2 separate regions of the Homo sapiens genome follow, and region 2 is linked to region 1. Evidence: read pairs that join two places in POLR2A ChIA-PET (ENCODE). Cell type or tissue: K562. All regions are shown on one strand.

Region 1 (4,000 bases):
CTGTGTGTGGTGTGTGTGGCAGGTATATGTGGTATGTGTGTATGTGTGTGGTGTTTGCGTGGTGTATGTGCGGTATGTGTGTTGTGTGTGTGTGTGTGTGTATATGTGTGGTGTATGATATGTGGTAGGTGTTGGTGATATATGTGTGTGATGTGGTACATATATGGTCTGGTGTGTGTATATGTGTGGGGTGTGTGTGGTGTGGGTGTATGTGGGGTGTGTGTGTTGTGTGCTGTGATGTGTGTGTGTGATGTGGTGTGTGTATATGTGTGGTGTGTATGTGTGGTGTGGTGTGTATGGTGTGTCTGTGGTTAGGTGTATGTAATGTGCATGTGTGGTGTGGTATGTGTGTATGGGTGGGGTATGTGTGGGGTGTGTGGTGGGTGTATGTAATGTATGTGCAGTGTGGTGTGTGTGTATACATGTGGTGTGGGGTGTGTGTGTGTGGGGTGTGTGTTGTAGGTGTATGTAATGTGGGTATGGTGTGTGTGTGTATATATGTGGTGTGTATGTGTGGGGTGTGTGTGGTAGGTGTATGTAATGTGTGGTGTGGTGTGTGTGTATATGTGTGGTGTGTATATGTATGTGTTGTATGTGTGGTGTGTTTGCATGTGTGGTGTGTGTGCACTCATGCACACTTACACAGTGTGTGTGAGCATGTTGGCCCTGTGTGGCTCTTTGCGTGTGAGTGTGTGCCATGTGTATGAGCGTGTGTGTGTGTGTGTGAGCCTGCTACCATTGTGCCTGTGATATGCTGAGGAAGCCTGCAGAGAGCAGGACTGGGGTGTGGATTCCAAGTCTTGGCCAGTGCACAGCAGGATGGGGACCAGGGAAACCCCTCTCCTGAGCCTGTGCCCTCTCGAACATAGGGGCAGGTTCGCAAGGACCAGAAGGGATCTGCCTCCCATCTGCCACCGCCCCATCAAAGGCAGAGCTGAAGTGAGATCAGTTGGGTTAGGGCTCCACGGAAAACCAGGTAAGCCCCAGGGACCACAGGCCGACTAAGGCTGACAGCAATTAGCTGATTAGTGAGGGGCAGAGGGCAAATCCAGTTCCACAATCAAGGACCATGAATGCAGAACTGTCAGTGGATCCCATGGGGGTGGCGCAGGGGCATGGAAATGCCCTGGCTCAGGACACGGAGCAGCCAGGTCAGAGCCCAGCTGAACTCTTAGGAGCTATGTGACCCTGGGCTGTTCACTCACCCTCTCTTGGCCTTATTCCACTCGCACACTCAGATGCTATTATAACAAGCAGTCCCTGGACAGCAGTCAAGTCCACAGAGGGGCTCTGCAACCCATGACATACTACTCAATTGCTAGTTTCCAAAAAGTACCTGGGGGCTGATCCAAAATGTGGGAATGGCAGGTCCCAGCAGAGAGAGAGAGGCACTGGTAAAGCCGGGAGAGTGAGGCCGCCAGGCATCACCAAGGGCCACACGAACCAGGGAGGAGTGACAGAGGCAGGAGAGGAAGCTGGGGGACAAGGCCCAGCAGAGGGCCCTTAGGCTAAAGGAGGCCGTTAAACAGAGCAGGAGATGGGACAGTCAGCACTGGGACGAGACATGGGGGCTGACTTGGAGACAGTGAGACCTGATAGGAAGACATCACGCAGGAGTCCTGTTGCATCACTGTGAGTCACTCTAGGAGGATTATGCAACATATGATGAGTGTACAATATTAGCCGGGCGTGGTGGCTCACGTCTGTAATCCCAGCACTTTAGGAGGCCGAGGCTGGTGGATCACTTGAGGCCAGGAGTTTGAGACCGGCCTGGCCAACATGGTGAAACCCCATCTCTACTAAAAATAAAAAAATTAGCTGGGCATGGTGGCACGCACCTGTAGTCCCAGCTTCTTGGGAGGCTGAAGCATGAGAATCGCTTGAACCTGGGAGTCAGAAGTTGCAGTGAGCTGAGATCGTGCCACTGTGCTCCTGCCTGGGTGACAGAGAGAGACTCTGTCTCAAAAAAAAAGAAAAAAAGAAAGAATATGCAATGTACAGTGAGTATGAAATATACGACGAGTATGCAACATAAGATGAATATGCAACATATGATGATTATACAATGTACAGTGAGCATGCAATATACAATGAGCATGCAACACATGAATATGCAACACTTGAGTATGCAACATAGGATGAATATGCAACACATGAATATGCAAAACATGATGAATATGTAACATGAGTATGCAACATGATGAATATGCAACATATGGACATATACAATGAGTCTTCAATTATGATGGATGCAACATGTAAATATACAATATATGAGTCTGCAATATACAATATACAAGGAATATGAAATATGAATATGCAATGGATGAGTATACAACAGATGATTAGCATACAACATGTAATAGACAAAATGCAATGAATATACAACACACGGTGTGTATACAACATACGATGAGAATACAACATGCAATGGCTCTACAATATAGAATATAAAATCCATGACGAATATACAATATACAACGAATATACAATACACAGTGAAGGCCTGAGCCCAGGTGGTGGGAGTGGGAGCAGAGTAGAGGCTGGAAAGGTCACTGGGGAGAATAACCAGGACTGGGCTGCAGGAGGATGTCGGGCTTAAGTGACGGCGACTGGAAGCAGGACTCTCTGCTCTCTAGTTTGGGAGACAGCCAGGGCTGCGGCGCCATCTCCAAGACGAGGAAGATGTGGCCTCTAAGAACAATTAAACCTTTCTGGAAACGTTTCTACCACTTCCTGGAAGCCTTCCGAGGATCCCACCTCAGTCTTCCGGCCGCCGGTCCATCACTGGGGCTAGAGGATTTGAGGAAGCCTCACCTGCATACAGGTCAGCTGGTTTGTAGGAAAATATCCTGCCCATGTCCCCTCCGGAGGATTAACCAGAAAAAGGCATGTCTGCTGCCCCCTCGGGGACGCTGGGGCAGCTTGGTGGGAAGGGTTGGGTTCAGAGGGCTAAAAATGGGCCACAGGTGCTCCTAGAGGCCACCATGTGGGAGAAGCCAGACCCAAGTCCACTGGGGCAAGGGGAGGGCCTGGGCGCAAGCAGACACAAAGTCCAGAAGGCAAAGGCAGGGGCACAGGTGGGAGGAGCCCAGGGTCTGAACCCCGGTGAGAAGGCCAGACGGTCAGAGAGGGAAGGGTCTGGGGCAGGCCCACCATGCCTGTCCCTTCCCAGGGAGATGCCACCCAAAGGGGCGGGGCTTGCCCCTGGTGCCCCAGGTGGAAAGCCCCAGTCAGAGCTGCAGGAATCCCATCCGGGCGTGACTTCAGCACTGCAGCCCCTCGGCCCAGCACTCTCCACAGGGCCTCCTGCACACCCTCTGAACAGAGGCCCAGGACGGGGCCCCTTCCACAGCCAGGCCCAGCATCAGCAGCCCGAGAGAATGCTATGCGTTCCCAGCAAGTGGGGAGCCGCCCCTGGCTTTGGATAACTTGTCCCAAAGCCCCTTGCTTTCTGACAAGAGTACCCCGCTCCAGCTGTGCTCGGTTTTACCTCCACAGTTCTCCAAGCCCTCCAAACTCAGACCCTCCCACCAAACCCATTTCCTCTCGAGGGTCTCATGGTGGTGGTGAGAGGGCTGAGGTCCCACTCTTCTAAGGAATAGAGTGCAAACACCCTTCTGGGCCACAACTGCCTAAGGTCGGCTTCACTGGAAATGATACAACATTCGAGGCCCCCAAAGTGCTCTGACGCAGTGGATTCTTGATAAAGGTCTTGGAGAGTGGGTCCCCCAGAGCCGAGGGCACCCCCTCTGAGGCAGGCTGGACCCATCCCACGCTGGGCTCAGAAACCTTCCTCCAGACAGTGCTGCTGAGCCTCGAACCCAGGCAGCCGAAGCCATTACATGAGAACCGTGGGCCTGGGCCCGGTGTCCACTCTGGGAAAATCCACAGAGCCATGGCCGTGGTGACAGGCAGCCACCCACAGCCACCGCAGGGACGGGAGGGGAGCAGTTATGGGCTGGTTACAACTTATGGTCACAGAAAATAAAACGGGGAG
Region 2 (4,000 bases), 66 kb after region 1:
AAAAAGCCGAGTTGGAACCAGGGCAATGAACAGGACCAAAGAAACTCAAGGATGGAAATGGTAACAAAAACGCAAAGCAGAACTCAGTCACCATCAAAACACAAAGATCACTTCAATTTAGTATTTTTTAAATGTGTCCTTCATTCTAATAGTATATGGTTTACATACTAAAGTGAAAGAACTTATTCATTTTGATGATAAATCATCATGTTTTTCAATGAAACATGTGACAGGTTAATTCCTGCAGTTTCTGCAATGTCCCCAACAGTTAGGACCTCCATTCTATCATAAAATGGCCACTTTTCATCACCGTATGGCCATGACTACTGAAAAACACAAAATGTCAGGAAAAACTAAACCGCTGCTGCTGAGTGCCTGATGAGCGCCTGAAGACAGTGGCTCACAAGTGGTGTGTGCTTAAGAATCAGCTGAGGAATCTTGTCTAAAATGCAGGTTCCAAAGCCACACTTCCAGCTATATGAGGCTGTTCTCACACTGCTATAAAGAACTGCCCGAGACCAGGTAATTTAGAAAGGAAAGAGGTTTCATTGACTCACAGTTCAGCATGGCTGGGAGGCCTCAGGAAACTTACAATCATGGCGGAAGGTGAAGGGAAAGCCAGGCACCTTCTCCACAGGGCAGCAGGGGAAGAATGAACGCAGGAGAAACTACCAAACACTTATAAAACCATCAGACCTCGTGAGAACTCACTCACTCTCAGGAGAACAGCATGGGGGAATCCGCCCCCATGATTCAATTACCTCCACCTGGTCTCTCCCTTGACACGTGGGGATAATGGGGATGATGGGGATTACAATTCAAGATGAGATTTGGGTGAGGACACAGCCAAACAATATCACTACCTCCGTTAAAAAGCTGAGGGTCTGCAGAGTGTTTCTCCAGGCATGATTAGAGGAGTGCCCAGGAATCTTGTGAAAATTTTAAATTCCTTGGCCTACTCCCTACTCTACCACAGATTCTGATAGGATAGGCAGGGGTGGGGGCGGGTCTACAAATCCATATTTTCCAGAAGCTTCCAGGCCTTTCTAGTGAGGTTTTCCTGGCAGAGCTTTCAAGAACACAAGAGTAAAATCCCATTACCAGCCAGATGACCATCAATTCTGAGCCAACATGAGAAGGTTGTTTATGGGTTTTTGTTGTCCCGCTCCACATAAGAATAACTTTCCTCACTATTTCCCTCATACTTGACTGAAAAAAGGGAGCGGGACGGGTGCCGTGGCTTTGCTCCTTGGTCTCTTGGCGGCTCTGCGGCCTCAGACGTGTTGCTCGCCTCTGCCTCTCAGCTTCTTCCTCACGTCACACGGAGCCTGAAGCACAGCTGCTTCCTCAGGGCGTGCTCAGGGCTAAAGGCACACCTCTTGCCAGCCCAGCCAGTGCCTGATGCCCTCCTGCTCTTTGCTATCAAGTTCTAATCCCTGTGAGCAGAGAAATGAACAGCAAACTCCATGAAGGGGACTTAGCATCACCGCTCGAGGGGAGAGTGAAAAACTACTCACACTGCCGAGAAAACTTCAGGTTAGCTGAGCATCAGCCATGTGCAGGCACAGACTTCAAAGACCCAGGAGAGGCTAGAGTAATTCCAGCACTTTGGGAGGTCGAGGCAGGAGGATCACTTGAGCCCAGGAAGCTGAGGCTGCAGTGAGCTATGATTGCACCACTGCACTCCAGCCTTGGTGACACAGCAAGACCCTGTCTCAAAACAAGCAAATAAACAACAACAACAAAAAAACATCCAGGAGAAATGGAGTGTGTCGTCTTCATGGAATGAGAGCTGGAGTCACGGGCCCTGGAAGACAGGCATGACGTGGGGAGGAGCTGGTCTTTAGGCAAGGGAGCCCCCAGCCGGGGAGGTTCCAAGCACTTGTCACACATCCGCTGACTTACCTTAAGGGCACAAAGAAGTCATGTAAATGCTTCAGACTGTGTTACCTCCAGTTTTCAAAGTAACTGACATGCCACAGACCACAGATGGCAAATGTTTCCTCCACAGGGCCTATCAGGTGACTGTGGCTGCCCGCACACTGTGTTAAGAAGGATTGTGGGCCGGGCGCGGGGGCTCACGCCTGTAATCCCAGCACTTTGGGAGGCCGAGCCGGGTGGATCATGAGGTCAGGAGATTGAGACCATCCTGGGTAACATGGTGAAACCCCATCTCTACTAAAAATTACAAAAAATTAGCCGGTCATGGTGGCAGGTGCCTGTAGTCCCAGCTACTCGGGTGGGGGAGGCTGAGGCAGGAGAATGGTGTGAACCCGGGAGGCCAAGCTTGCGGTGAGCCGAGACCACACCACTGCACTCCAGCCTGGGCAACAGAGCGAGACTCCATCTCAAAAAAAAAAAAAAAAAGGATTCTGAGCAGCAGTAAGGCCCCACCAGGCCTGCGTGAAGAGCGGCCACCCTCGGGCCCCGGGTTTGCCATTCTCACATTGGCAATATCCATGAATTCAGGGATGTGAGTGAGCACATCTTCTGACACGTTCCTCCAAAAAGTCAAGGATTCACCCTGGTAACTCTAAGTCCTCTTGGGGCAGAAACTCCTTTGACACTCAAAACACAGGTCCTTTCTCCACTCACACAGAAGAGTTTGCAGGCAGTTTCCTTCAGCATACGAACCCCAGATCTGATACAAAAGGACAAATCCTGTATGATTCTGCTTATATGTGGTACCTAGAGTAGTCACGTTCGTGGAGACAGGAAGTAGAAGGGTGGTTGCCAGGGGCTGCGGGGAGGGGAATGGGGAGTGGCTGTTTCATGGGCAGAGTTTCCATTGGGGAAGATGAAAAAGTTCCAGAGGTGGATGATGGTGATGGTGGCACAACGTGAATGCACTTAATGCCACTGATTGTCCATTTAAAAATGGCTTAAATGGGCCAGGCGTGGTGGTTCATGCCTATAATCCCAGCACTTTGGGTGGATCACGAGGTCAGGAGTTCGAGACCAGCCTAGCCAACATGGCGAAACCCCATCTCTACCAAAAATATAAAAAATTAGCTGGGTGTAGTGGCTGGTGCCTGTAATCCCAGCTACTCGGGAGGCTGAGGCAGGAGAATCGCTCGAACCTGGGAGGTGGAGGTTGCAGTGAGCTACTGCACTGCAGCCAGGCCACAGAGCGAGACACCATCTCAAACACACACACACACACACACACACACACACAAGGCTTAAATGGTAAATTTTATGTTATACACATTCAAGCACAAGTTTTTTTGAAAAACAGCAGATCTGCAAAATGCCACTCCTAGGTCTTGTAGCTTTGTTCTCACACTGACGAGCATGCCAGTTTGTCTTTGCTGGGGAGTTGATCAACCCTCAGGGTTCCCTGTGCTTCCAGCAGTACAAAGGCCCAAGCTGTGTCTCAGACACCAGGCTCATAGCTCCCTGAGGCTGACCCCATTCGTGATCCTGGATGGGCCACGCAGGGTAAGGACGACTGGGCTTTCTACCTGAAGCTCTCGAACTGCACTCATGTTCCATAAAGAACCTCATCTCATCTTCCGAGGGGGGCAGGATTGTTTCTGCTGGCATTTGGTGCCAGGATCCCAGGTTGACTCCAGTAGTCACAAGTCCCAGGTTTTCTCAACTCTAACGGAGGAGCCCAAGCAAAGGGACACTCCCAGAACACCCGGGAGGCTTATCCTTCCGCCGCTCCTTTGGTTTTCCTTGGACTCTCTGCTTAGAAACCTACAACGTGAAATCCAGTCATGGAAGCAGCCACAGAACAGTTGTTTCTTTCTGGTCAAATTTATTACATGATAAATTAGTATATTGTTATACAATCATTTCAATATAGAGTGTATAACAGCATGCACATCTCTGTCCCCCAGCCCAAGAAACAGCACATTCAGCATGCACCACTGAAGCTCCTGGAGTAAACCTCCAGCCCTGGTCCTCGGCCCCCGCCTGGAGAAGTAACCATGTGGATTCAGCACTCCTGGCCCTCCGCACTGCTCCATACTTTCATACTCACGTTGGAAACAAT

Evidence for each region. Peaks named below come from ENCODE experiments on the same cell type or tissue, not always from the same donor. Only the 100,000 strongest peaks of a DNase experiment are listed, where the experiment ranks them.
Region 2: POLR2A ChIA-PET joins it to region 1 with 5 read pairs; 6 of 35 experiments call an interaction of 5 or more read pairs at or near these places.

What each region holds. Positions count from the first base shown.
Region 1 is chr2:8,596,846-8,600,845 of GRCh38, forward strand. LOC105373411 (a long non-coding RNA gene) reads right to left here. Exons shown (of 3, transcript XR_001739274.1): 3 at 2,024-4,000. Among named protein-coding and RNA genes, the nearest start is that of LINC01814, 15 kb to the left of the region's middle. In K562, no CTCF peak of the experiment used is centred here; a DNase peak (open chromatin) is centred at 1,586.
Region 2 is chr2:8,662,893-8,666,892 of GRCh38, forward strand. No RefSeq gene overlaps it. Among named protein-coding and RNA genes, the nearest start is that of ID2-AS1, 17 kb to the right of the region's middle. RefSeq lists an enhancer at 1-557. In K562, no CTCF peak of the experiment used is centred here; no DNase peak of the experiment used is centred here.